Linked DNA regions of Homo sapiens: region 1 is linked to region 2. A link is a contact called in ENCODE Hi-C or POLR2A ChIA-PET data. All regions are on one chromosome and are shown on one strand. The core of a region is the stretch at or near the end of the contact, and the rest is flanking DNA. Distances in the headings are between cores, read along the strand shown. Region 1 overlaps PLEKHA7 (pleckstrin homology domain containing A7). Region 2 overlaps PLEKHA7 (pleckstrin homology domain containing A7).

Evidence for each region. A loop is a pair of places that touch in the nucleus more often than their neighbours do. ChIA-PET counts read pairs that join two places held with the same protein, here RNA polymerase II (POLR2A). Pooled maps may share reads with other maps.
Region 1: a loop to region 2 is called in a map with no recorded cell type, with 3 times the contacts of the local background. The contact joins two enhancer-like sites. A Hi-C loop is called at or near these places in 3 of 37 single-sample maps with no recorded cell type and 3 of 50 pooled maps. POLR2A ChIA-PET finds 5 or more read pairs at or near these places in 3 of 52 experiments (H1, K562 and activated T-cell).

The regions. Positions count from the first base shown.
Region 1 is chr11:16,944,400-16,950,634 of GRCh38, forward strand. All of the region lies in intron 3 of PLEKHA7 (pleckstrin homology domain containing A7), which reads right to left. Among named protein-coding and RNA genes, the nearest start is that of SNORD147, 21 kb to the left of the region's middle. RefSeq lists an enhancer at 1,421-1,660. Within about 2 kb of position 2,397, at least 2 of the 41 ENCODE cell types and tissues checked have a DNase peak (open chromatin) inside an H3K27ac peak, as active enhancers do.
Region 2 is chr11:16,900,836-16,906,983 of GRCh38, forward strand. The region is part of intron 3 of PLEKHA7 (pleckstrin homology domain containing A7); the gene reads right to left. Among named protein-coding and RNA genes, the nearest start is that of SNORD147, 22 kb to the right of the region's middle. Within about 2 kb of position 1,441, at least 7 of the 41 ENCODE cell types and tissues checked have a DNase peak (open chromatin) inside an H3K27ac peak, as active enhancers do.

The DNA.
Region 1 (6,235 bases), core at 1,147-3,646, 45 kb after region 2:
TACTCAGGAGGCTGAGACAGGAGAATCACTTGAACCCAGGAGGCGGAGGTTGCAGTGAGCTGAGATTGCACCACTGCACTCCAGCCTGGGTAACAGTGTGAAACCCTGTCTCAAAAAAAAAAAAAAATTAAAGTTCTTCTCCTTAAAAAAAAAAAAAAAAATTCAATGTGCAAAAACCCATATTTGACAAAACAGGGCACTATTCTCACCCAGGAGACCTCATTCACTGAATTGGACTGCTGGTATCATTCTTTCTATGTATGTGAGGTACATCATAACAGACAGGTTAGTAAGACTTGTTGAATTCATGCTGAGCAAATTGTTGGAGATGTTTTTCTCTGTAATTTCAGTGACTTTGCTCCAAGAATCCTGGAGAAAATTTCTTCTCTGTCTGATAATAACGTTAATAACCAATATTTATTAAGCATTTACTATGTTTCACAAATATACATTATCTCATTAATGATTGTTAATCCTTAACAACAATCTTATGAAGTTCATGTTATTGTTAAGCCTTAACCAACTCACAGATAAGAACTTTAAGGATCAGAGGAGTTCACTTTTTTTTCCCCCTTCACCCAGGCTCAAGTGCAGTGGCACCATCTCTACTCACTGCAACTTCTGCCTCCCGGGTTCAAGCAATTCTCCTGCCTCAGCCTCCCGAGTAGCTGCGTTACAAGCATGTGCCACCATGCCCAGCTAATTTTTGTATTTTTAGTAGAGTTGGGGTTTCACCATGTTGGCCAGGCTGGCCTCAAACTCCTGACCTTAAGTGATTCACCAACCTCAGCTTCCCAAAGTGCTGGAATAACAAGTGTGAGCCACCATGCCCGGCCCCAAAAGAGTTAATATTTTAATCAAGGTTAATTTGAAGTAGGTCTATATAATGCAAAAGCTTCATTATCATTATTCCTCCTAATACTAATACTGGTTTCTTTCTGGCATCTAGTGTATTCTACTAGCCAGTAATAGTGTGTTTACTGTGTTGGCCTACCCTTCACACAGGTGTCTCTCCTCTGTGATTTCACAACCCCTGTAATTGACTGTTGTCTGCCTTCCCCAAAAGACTGAGAGTTCCTTAAGGACAATACCTCTTCACAAAGTCCTGTAGTGCTTGGTAAGGGATGATGGATAGATGGACAGATGGACAGATGGATGAAAGCCTGAAGGGCAGAGAAGGAGGGCTAGATCACTGGATTTTATCAGCCAGGCAAATAGAAGCTCCATAAAGTTTCTAAGCAGGGGCAGGATAAAAACTTTGATCCAGGAATATCTGGCACTCTGTGGAGGTGAGGGGTGGTGAGGGGACATGAGGGGAAGGGAGTAGTTAGGAGGTCCTTAGCAGATCTGAAGGGAAGGAGTCCCAATGCTGGGAGGCAGTAATGCCATATTAAATGGCAGTTTCAAAGGCATCAGGGATCTGGGCCCAAGAAGTGGGCCCGCTAGGGACCTGATTAAGAACAAAAGTCCTACAAAGTCTCATACTTTCACTCTCTGGCCTCAAAGGACACTGCTGCTCTGCCTTCCCATCTAGGTAACCGGTGCTCTTTGCTTTGCTTTTAAGGTATAACACATTCCCAGCCTCAAAATCCCAGCCTGCTCATGAGGGAGCCACAGACACAAACAGGCAAGATGCCCTCCACTGTCGTTTCCTCCTCACTTAGTGGGAAGCCACTCACTTTCCCAACCTCTCCTCATGGGGGCAGCAGGAGCCTGCTGTGGCGCCACCCATGATCTTTCCCCGTCTGGGTGCTTCTGCTTCTAGCTCCTGGGCTCTTCCTGCTAGAGACCTAAAGGTGGGCAATGCTGGCCAGGAGAGATGGCGTCCATGCCAGCCCATGTCCAGCCAGGCTGAGGCTTCTGGCCTTTCTCCCAGCACCTTCTCCCAAACAATCTAGACACTGGATAACCTGCCCTAAAGAGGACTGGACACCCCACCCACCAGAACCCTCAACCCTGGGACCTCTCCCCGAACGAACGTGTGAAACCCTCCTTTCTCACTCCCTATGACCAGGCAGGATTATACCAACCTTAAAGTGGAGGGGAGGGGGGGACTTTGAAATTGGTCACAGAATATTTTTAGGGTTTGGGAATCACAGGGATTTTAGTTTGTTTATGCTGACTTTTTTGATGTGTTCAAAGAATTTCACTTTAAGTGTTTCCCAAGAGGTTTGCAAAATCAGTATGCACAGAGGATGCCACAAACCTGCCCACAAAGCCCTCCTTCAGTACCTAATTAGAATGGCAAATCAGGATATCTGAAGGCTCTAGGTTTTGAAGTGAAATTTCTGTAGAAAACAGCATAAAAGTACTCATTACTGACAGGCCTCAACTTGCTGTGGGTCTTAATGAGCTTTCTGTTAGACTCTGTTAGACTCGGGCTCCAGCAACACCCCCTCCCCCACAGAGACAACCTAGGGGAAACACTCCCTCGGCCACCATTCTGCTCGGTAAGGTATTTTCCTCTCCACTGATCAAAGTGGAAGAAGAAGGAGAAATTTTCAAGTTTAAAAACTCTCATTCCAACTTTGGAGTTTGCAGGCCCCTAATCCCCAGGTGAAAGGGTAAAGTGATTGGGTCATCTGGGCTGCTGGTTCCAAAACGCAGCTGCGCCAGCACCCCCTGGGAACCTATAAAGAATACAGAGGCCTGGGCCCCACAGGACCTGGCATTTTTAAACACCTTTCATGACCACTGACTAGGCTACTGTTTTCTCAGCTACTGGGTTGTACAATCACACCTGAAAGTATCACCTCACACATGTTAGGAGGCCATTATCAAAAAGATGAAAGATAAGTATTGGTGAGGATGTGGAGAAAAGGGAACCTTGTACACTGTTGGTGGGAATGTAAATTCGTACAGCCATTATTGAAAATGGTATAGAGGCTCCTCAAAAAATTAAAAATAGAGGCTGGGTGTGGTGGCTCACACCTGCAATCCTCATACTTTGGGAGGGCAAGGCGGGCAGATCACCTGAGGTCAGGAGTTCGAGACCAGCCTGGCCAACATGACAAAACTCCGTCTCTACTAAAAATACGAAAATTAGCCAGGCATGGTGAGAGGCACCTGTAATCCCAGCTACTCAGGAGGCTGAGGCAGGAGAATCACTTGAACCAGGGAGGTGGAGGTTGCAGTGAGCTGAGATCGCACCACTGCACTCCAGCCTGAGCGAGAGAGCGAGACTCCACCTAAAAAAAAAAAAAAGAAAGAAAGAAAGAAAGGAAAAGCAAATATGGCTGGGCGCGGTGGCTCACACTTGTAATCCCAGCACTTTGGGAGGCTGAGGCGGGTGGATTGCCTGAGCTCAGGAGTTCAAGACCACCCTGGGCAACATGGTGAAACCCCGTCTCTACTAATACACAAAAAATTAGCCGGGCTTGGTGGCGCATGCCTGTATTCCCAGCTACTTGGGAGGCTGAGGCACGAGAATTACTTGAGCCTTGGAGGCAGAGGCTGCAGTGAGCCGAGATCATGCCACTACACTCCAGCTTGGGCTATAGAGTAAGACTCCGTCTCAAAAAAAAAAAAAAAAAGAAAAAAAAGAAAAAAAGAAAAGAAAACATGCATATATATACATAATGGAACACTAGTCTGCCTTTAAAAAGAAGAAAGTCCTATCATTTGAAACAACATGGTTAAACCTGGAGGAATTTATGTTGTAAAGCAAGCAAAGCACAAAAAGACAAATACTGCATGATCTCAATTACATGTAGAGTGTAAAAAAGGTGAGCTCATAGAATCAAAGAGTAAAACGGTGGTTACCAGAGGCTGGGGTGGGTGGAGGGGTTGGGAGATGTTGCTTGAAGGTTACATAATTTTAGTTAGGCAGAAGAAATAAGTTCAAGAGATCTATTGTACCTCATGGTGAGTACAGTAAATAACAATATATCGTATACTCAAAAATTGCTGATAGATTTTAAGTGTTTGTACCACAGAATAAGTATGCGAGATATTATATACATTAAATAATATAGCCATTCCACAGCTATCAAAACATCATGCTATACACAATAAATACAATTTTTGTCAGTGAAGCACACACACACCCCTGACTGTATCAGAATGTCCTCCATTGCCTCACCCTCCATTTCCCTCACATCAGGAAGGTAAGGCCATAGTAATGATGAGGAAGAAAGAATAGATAGGTAAGATGGTATCTGCACAAATACATGTGTTCACACATACATGCACACATATATACTCGCACCCCACATGCACACACATGTGCACACACACAGAGTGAAGGAGGAACACACACACACACACACACACACAGACACCCCTCAGCTTCTCTTGCAAGTTCACAGGAGCTGGAGAAGATGAAAAGCACAGAAGCTTGAAGCAAGAAGCTCTTTTCTCACATCCCACATGGATGGAAGTACTTTAGCAGAACTTGATCATGAGCTCCAGGATTCCCACAGCCACCTCCGTGAAGCCCTTGCCCACTTTCCCGCTTCCAGGGCATCCTCAACACAGGTCCTGTGGGTTTCAGGTCTATAGAGACACCTCTCTGGCCTCCTCAGCATCATCCCTGGAGCAGGACGTCATTGCTTCTCAGCATGGCATTCAAGCCATTTAAGATGTGAATCTTTCTTCTGCTTCCCCTTGTGCCTGTCCACTCAGACAACCCAGACCCCTTGTCACTCCATACACTGGATTTCTTACCTCTAAGCCTTGCTCATGTTGACTCCATCCCCCAGAAAGCTGCCCAACTCCCACTCTCTTTACCCCCTCCCCATCTCTATTTAGCAAGCTTTATCTGTCTATCTGTTTCAGTGTAACCCCCCCATCTGCCTCCTTTGTGCTCCTCCCCACCATTCACCACTACACAGAAGCCATGCCTTCCACCTAAGCCCCATCTCCCCTGCAGGTGGGAAGGGGTGGCACAGGGTCCTGCTCACCTTCTAGGCCTCATTTAGAAGACTCTAGATGCTCAGCAGTTGAAATGCATTTATAATGTTGGTTTATTGTCCATGAAACCAGGAGTTCTCAGATTTTAAAGTGAACAACATGGGGAGGGAGCGGTGTGACTGAAAATTGTAAACTCTCAGAGATTCTGGTTCAATAAATCTGGGTATGGCCCTGAAATCTGCATTTGTAACAAAACACTCTATTATACACACATGAATCTGATGCAGATGGCCTGTGGATCACACTTAGAGAACACTGCTAAGCAATTAACTTATAACAAATGCCCCAAAATTGTTTGCTCATTCATTCATTCATTCCAATGTCTGTCTGCCCACTATATGCCTATCCTAGGTACTTGGAGGAATAAAGAAGAGAATCAAGAATTGGATCTTACCCTGAGAGTCTATCTAGCACAGGAGTTAAGACATGGATATAAATCACCAATGTAAACCAAGGCACGATACAGAAAGTAACAAATGCTGTCAGAGCATGGAGATCATGAGCTACAGAAATTCAGAGGAGGGAGAGAAACCAAACTGGAGACAAACAGATGGAGGGGAGGGGAGAGACCAGAACATCAAGCCAAGATGAGGTTCTGAGAATGGGAAACTGGTCAAGAAAGTCAAACTCTACAAGGGGCATGGGAATTAGGCCTGTCAACAACCTTTGGACTTGGTGAGTAGGAGGCCAAGCAGATCTCAGAGAGTGGAGGATGAAAACCAGACAGCAAATGGTTAAGGGGGGAGTGAAGGCAGAGTAAAGTGTGTGTGGGGCGGGGGGCGGGGGCGGAGCACAGAGAAGGGAGGGAGCAGGGAGAGGAGTCAGTGGGAGAACAGAGCGCTGAGAACCATTTTCCAAGAGCTGAGAAGGATTTTATCCTTTGCTATATACCACGCCCTAGAATCTGTGAGGCAAGAAAATAGAACCAATGGGCATGGACATGAATATCATTACGGGTGAAGTCTCAAATTAAGGCATACTAGCCTTCAAAGAAATGAAAGAAGAACACCCAGAGCAATGATGGAAAGAGATCCCAATCAGGAAGTTTCAGGGATCCCAGTTCTTCCTGGTGCAAAGCTGTCCCCTGATGTTCCAGGGAGCTGGAAACAAAGGGATAAGAAGGCTGTGCATACCCACAAAGAAGAGGGTATGTATGTCCCTACTTCCTCTCCTTTGGGAAGAGATAAGACTTTTTTTTTTTTTTTCATAAAAGGAAATCTCTGCTGGATACAGAATAGAGTCCTGACTCCTAAGCATGGTCCGCAGGCCTTCCACAATCTAATGCTCAAGTACTATCCAGCCTGATCTGCTCGCCATTGTGGCC
Region 2 (6,148 bases), core at 191-2,690:
AGTCATGATTTTTTATTTTTTTTTTTTTTTGAGACAGAGTCTCACTGTCACCCAGGCTGGAGTGCAGTGGCGCGATCTCAGCTCATTGTAACCTCCACCTCCCAGGTTCAAATGATTCTCCTGCTCAGCCTCCCTAGTAGCTGGGATTATAGGCGCCCGCCACCACAGCCAGCTAATTTTTTTATTTTTAGTAGAGACAGGGTTTCACCCCATGTTGGCCAGGCTGGTCTCGAACTCCTGACCTCAGGTGATCCGCCTGCCTCGACCTCCCGAAGTGCTGGGATTACAGGCATGAGCCACTGCACCCAGCCATGATGTTCTTTTTGTATGACCCAATGGGATACATATTTTATGAAACATTTTTGGTTCCCTACTTATAAAAAATAATATATACTCCTTAGAGAAAAATGGAAAAAAGCTGTCTAGGAAAGCAGAGAGCTGAAGAAAAAATAAATCAGCTCTAGGCTCACCAGCCAGACAATAGGCTGAGAGCTCAATATTTAATTTTGTGCTAAATTAAATCCATTTTTTCACTTTACTATAGTGAAGACAAACTAATATAAGCCAAAAGTTTGAGAAAACTGCATGGGGGTTTATCCTTTCTCCTCTAAATTCCACCACTAGCAACTCATTTATTTAGGTAAGCATTATCCTTCCCAATATGTCTTTTCTCTTTTTTCGGGGGTGGGAAGGAACAGCTTTATTGAGATAGAATTCACATGTCAAACAATTCACTTAAAGTGTACAGTGTAGCTGGGCATGGTGGCTCACGCCTGTAATCCCAGCATTTTGGGAGGCCAAGGCCGGAAGATAGCTTGAGCTCATGAGTTCAAGCCCAGCCTGGACAACATAGCAAAACCCCATCTCTACAAAAAATACAAAAAAATTAGCTGGGTATGGTGGTGCACGCCTATAGTCTCAGCTACTCAAGAGGCTGAGGTGGGAGGATGGTTTGACCCAGGAGGTGGAGGTTGCAGTGAGTGGAAATCACACAGTGCACTCCGGCCTAGGCAGAAGAGCCAGACCTTGTCTCAAAATATAATAAAAATAAAGTATACAATGCAATGGCTTTTAGTATACTGAGAGTTATACGATCATCACCCCAATCAAATTTAAAACATTTCATTGCCCTAAATGGAAGTCCCATACTCTCTAGCGATCACCCCAGCTCCAGCCCTAGGCAGCCATAAATCCACTTTCTATCTCTCTGGATTTCCCTATTCTGGACATTCCATATAAATAGGCTTAGACACTAGGTCATCTTTTGTGACTGGCATCTTTCATTTAGCATAATGTTTACAAGGTTCATTGTTGCGTTCTTGTTGTAGCATGTACCAGTACTTCATTCCTTCCTATGGCCAGATAATATTCCATTATATAGACACACCACATTTTATTTATCCACCCATCAGTTGACGGACTTTGGGTTTTCACTTTGAGGATATTATGAATCATGTAGCTATGAATTGCGTACAAGTTTTTGTGTAGGTGGACATGGTTTCACTTCTCTTGGGTATATACCTAGGAATGGAATTCATGACTCATATGGTAACTTTACGTTTAACCTTTTGAGAACGTGCAGCTGGCTTCCAAGGTGGCTCCACCATTTTACACTTCTACCAGCAGTGCATCAGTGTTCCCACTTCTCTACGCCCTCACCAGCACTTCTAAAGTATCTGTCCTTTTTAATATAAACATCCTAGGGTGTGTAAAGTAGTATTTCATTACGGTTTTGTTTTGCATTTCCTTGATGGCTAATGATGCTGAGCATCTTTTCATTTGCTTATTGGTCATTTGTGTATCTTCTTTGGCCCAGCTTGTCTTTTAAACTGCAAGTACCTCTGGACAGAGACACTCCCTGAATTCAAATGTTACTTATTAGCTGAATTATCCTAGGCAAGTCATTTAACTTTTATTAGCTTCAGGTTCCTTCTCTGCAATGTAGAGATAATATTAACTACCCAACAGATGTGAGGATTGAAATAACACAGGTAAAGGACTTAGCAGACAGCTGGGCACACAATAAACAGTCAGCAAGTGACAGTTATTATTAACAACACCCTTATTCACACTTTACAATCCATAAATGCTTTGAAACAGCTCTTCCCATAAGGAGAGAGCCTAAGATCTGGGACAGAGAAGTTGGGAGCAAAGGGCAAGGGGAGCTCAAAAGAGTTGAATTAAAAGGAAAATGAAAACAATTACTTATGGGCCATTTTCACAGTCTTGTTTTAGTTATCATTGCCAAAGGTCAGCCTAGAGCCTACTCCTGCACCCTTCCAATCATGATGTAAACACCTAGTTCACTGTATTAAATCCATTTCTGTTTAGAAAAGCGAGAATAACTTCTCACTACTGCTACTGAACCCTGACTGAACAGGAAGGAAGGAAGGTCTTAGTCACAGCTCTATAATTACAGCCATGCACACGGCCTGGCATATAACATTAGGTGATCAGTAGCTGAAGTGAACCAAATGGAATCAATGAGTACATTAATGAATGGAATGAATAAATGGGCAAACAGAGCATGTTTGGGATGTTTGCTCAGTTAGGTGAATGAGGATCCCCTCATCCAGAGGGTCCCAGGGAAGGCTGAGATCAGTTCCCAGGACTGGCAGCCAAGGTTCTCATTGACCATCCATAACCCATCACCATTGCACAGACGCCTACATTAGAATATCTTTCATTTTTTTGTTGCCAACACTCAGGGATTATGGATTGTAGAGAATGCTGTTTTCCTGTATTTCTTAAAGTCATGAGAAGGTGAAAAGGCCTCCACTGTGCTTCTTGGCATATAAATAACTCACAGCATAAAGAAAGGGGAGTCAATGGTTCCAAATTCAAAATAAAGATAGGCTCTTCTCACAACGTCCAAATTACAGAGTCCTCCAGGCAGAAATAGAGACATCTTTCAAAGAAATTCTATTTGCCCATTCAATTCCAAAAGACATAATCAAACTAAGAAAACTCTTCCATGCCTTCCACAAATTGATTTAGTTTCAGCAGCCACCTGGGGCAGCACACAGTCAGACAGCAAACAGGCCTTTCAGTTTTTGTCCTTCTTGCCATGTTCTCTTCCTTCAGAGACTGGAAAAGGATCGCTGCAACTTCATTCTTCAACATGGTACAAAGATACAGCCTGCTCTACATTCCTGCTGTACAATTCTGCAAATCACTATCTTTCCCTCAGATCTTTCACAGCCAAAATTGTAGAACCCTCTCAAAAACCTTCAAGCTATCAGAGTATGACAGGTTTCGATTTTGCAGTCCATTTTGGGCTCCCTCTTGACAGGCCTTCATTGGCTTAAAACATTTGTTATTCTTACGTGCTATCATTTATTGAAATCATTTACAGAACATTCCTTCACACATGTCACCTCATTCTCCATGCACAAGCAACATCTGAGTGCCTGCTCTGTACCCATCCATTGGGAATATAGCTCCTCTAAGCTCCAAACAGATTTTTTTCAGGGTCAGTACTTCCAAAGACTATTTCTGAAGTTGTCCATCACAGCATTATTTTTACAGTCAAAAACTGGAAACTATGAAGTAATGGTTGAGCAAAATAAGGTGTTTATACTTGATGAAACATTGTACAGCCATTAAACATAAAGTTTATAAAGAATCTAAGCTTAACAGATCTTTGTGTTAAATGAAAACCAAGCAGCAACCACATCATATATAAAATATAATCTCAATTATCTTTACAAAATGCAAGGAATGAATATTGGATAAAAATAAGCCAAAATGTTAATTCTAAGATTATGCATATCTCTTCTGCATATTTCTCTGAATATTACTGCTTATTTGTGGAAAATTTAGAAAATAAAAGCATACATAATAAAAATTAACTGTAATATGCCACCACTGTTACTAATTTGGTATTTTGCTATCCATTATTTAAGAATAAAAATTCATAAATATACTTTGCATATATTGCTTTCAAATTTTAAAACTTCAAAATGGGGAAGAATAAGAAATGTTTAGACATAAAAAGATAACGCAATGTTAACTGAAAAAGTCAAAATCATATATATGACTAAAAGCATGTTATGTAAAAAGACTTCTCACTACTTTGTACCCTGTCAAATCCATGCCATATCATGTACACCTATTTAAAATAAATAAAAGACAGGGCTGGACACAGTGACTCACGCCTGTAATCTCAGCACTTTGGAAGGCCAAAGTGGCAGATTACTTGAGCTCAGGAGTTTGAGACTAGCCTGGGCAACATGGCAAAACCCCATCTGTACCAAAAATACAAAAATTAGCTGGGTGTGGTGGCACACACCCATGGTCCCAGCTACTTGGGAGGCTGAGGTGGGAGGATATCTGGAGCCTGGGAAATCGAGGGTGCAGTAAGCCATGGTCATGCCACTGCACTCCAACCTGGGTGTCAGAGCAGGAAGATCCTGTCTCAAATTTTAAAAATAAATTAATTAAAATAAAATAAATGTTATTTCCCCACTCTTCTATAAAATCCAGAAGATACATTAAGGTGAAGTGAATATGGCTGTTTTTCCCCTTTGTCTATTATCCCATTTTTTTATGTAATGCAGTTATATGACCTTCATAGTATAAAAGAATTTTTTTTTAATTCTATACTTTCCTCAAGGTCATGATAACCCAAACTGTATATCAGGCAATTTCTCTTTAAGCAAGCTGAGCCCACAGCCCCTCTCCAAGCTGACTTCTTTGCAGCAGAGCCCCAGGGAAGAGCAAAATGAGGCCCTCTGGGGTGGAGCCACAGAACCTCAGCCACACACAGTGCCATGGTATTGCTAGAAGGTGAAAAGCTGGGTAAGAAGGCCTCAGAAATGACTGGAGAGGGAGATCAGTTTGTTTTTCAACTGTCTCTGTATTTCATTCCCTTAAGCATTCTTCCCCAAAGCTCCCACTCCACCATCCCCTGGAATGGGGGTAATGGATTAGGCGCTGAGTAATCATTAGTCTCACGACCCCATCTGAACTCAAAGCTACAAACACTTTCAATATGAAGTGTTTAATTTATTTAAGACAGGAATCACCTCCACTTTACAGCTGAGGAAGATGAGGCTCTAGAAGGTTAAGTCCAATCAGCCAAAACTCAGGCCTTAGTCTCTGAAGGCTGTGCTTTCCTTGATAGCAGCCCTCTAGGGCCCTGGAGTGAGGGACAGCTCTTCTCATTCAGGCTCTCGGCACTGCTGAGGGCAGGTGACAGCCTAACCAGCTGTCACACATCAGGACAGCCCTAGAAGTTCCAGCTGGCCATCTGACAAATAGCAGGACTGTTGTGGGCTGAACTGTGTTCCCTTCAAAATTAATATTCAAAGTCCTAATCCCAGAACTTCAAAATGTAACTGTGTTTGGAGATTAGATCCTTAAAGAGGTGATCAAGTTAAAATGAGGTAGGAAGGAAGGAAGGAAGGAAGGAAGGAAGGAAGGAAGGAAGGAAGGAAGGAAGGAAAGAAAGAAAATTGGAAAGGCTCCTCCTCTCCCTCTCCCTCCTCTCACTCTCCCTCTCCCTCTCTTTCCACGGTCTCCCCCTGATGCCGAGCCAAAGCTGGACTGTACTGCTGCCATCTCGGCTCACTGCAACCTCCCTGCCTGATTCTCCTGCCTCAGCCTGCCGAGTGCCTGCGATTGCAGGCACGCGCCGCCATGCCTGACTGGTTTTCGTATTTTTTTGGTGGAGACGGGGTTTCGCTGTGTTGGCCAGGCTGGTCTCCAGCTCCTAACCGCGAGTGATCTGCCAGCCTCGGCCTCCCGAGGTGCCGGGATGGCAGACGGAGTCGCGTTCACTCACTCAGTGTTCAGTGGTGCCCAGGCTGGAGTGCAGTGGCGTGATCTCGGCTCGCTACAACCTCCACCTCCCAGCTGCCTGCCTTGGCCCCCCAAAGTGCCGAGATTGCAGCCTCTGCCCGGCCGCCACCCCGTCTGGGAAGTGAGGAGCGTCTCTGCCTGGCCGCCCATCGTCTGGGATGTGAGGAGCCTCTCTGCCTGGCTGCCCAGTCTGGAAAGTGAGGAGCATCTCTGCCCGGCCGCCATCCCATCTAGGAAGTGAGGAGCGTCTCTGCCACGCCGCCCATCGTCTGAGATGTGGGGAGCGCCTCTGCCCTGCCGCCCCGTCTGGGATGTGAGGAGCGTCTCTGCCCGGCCGCCCTGTCTG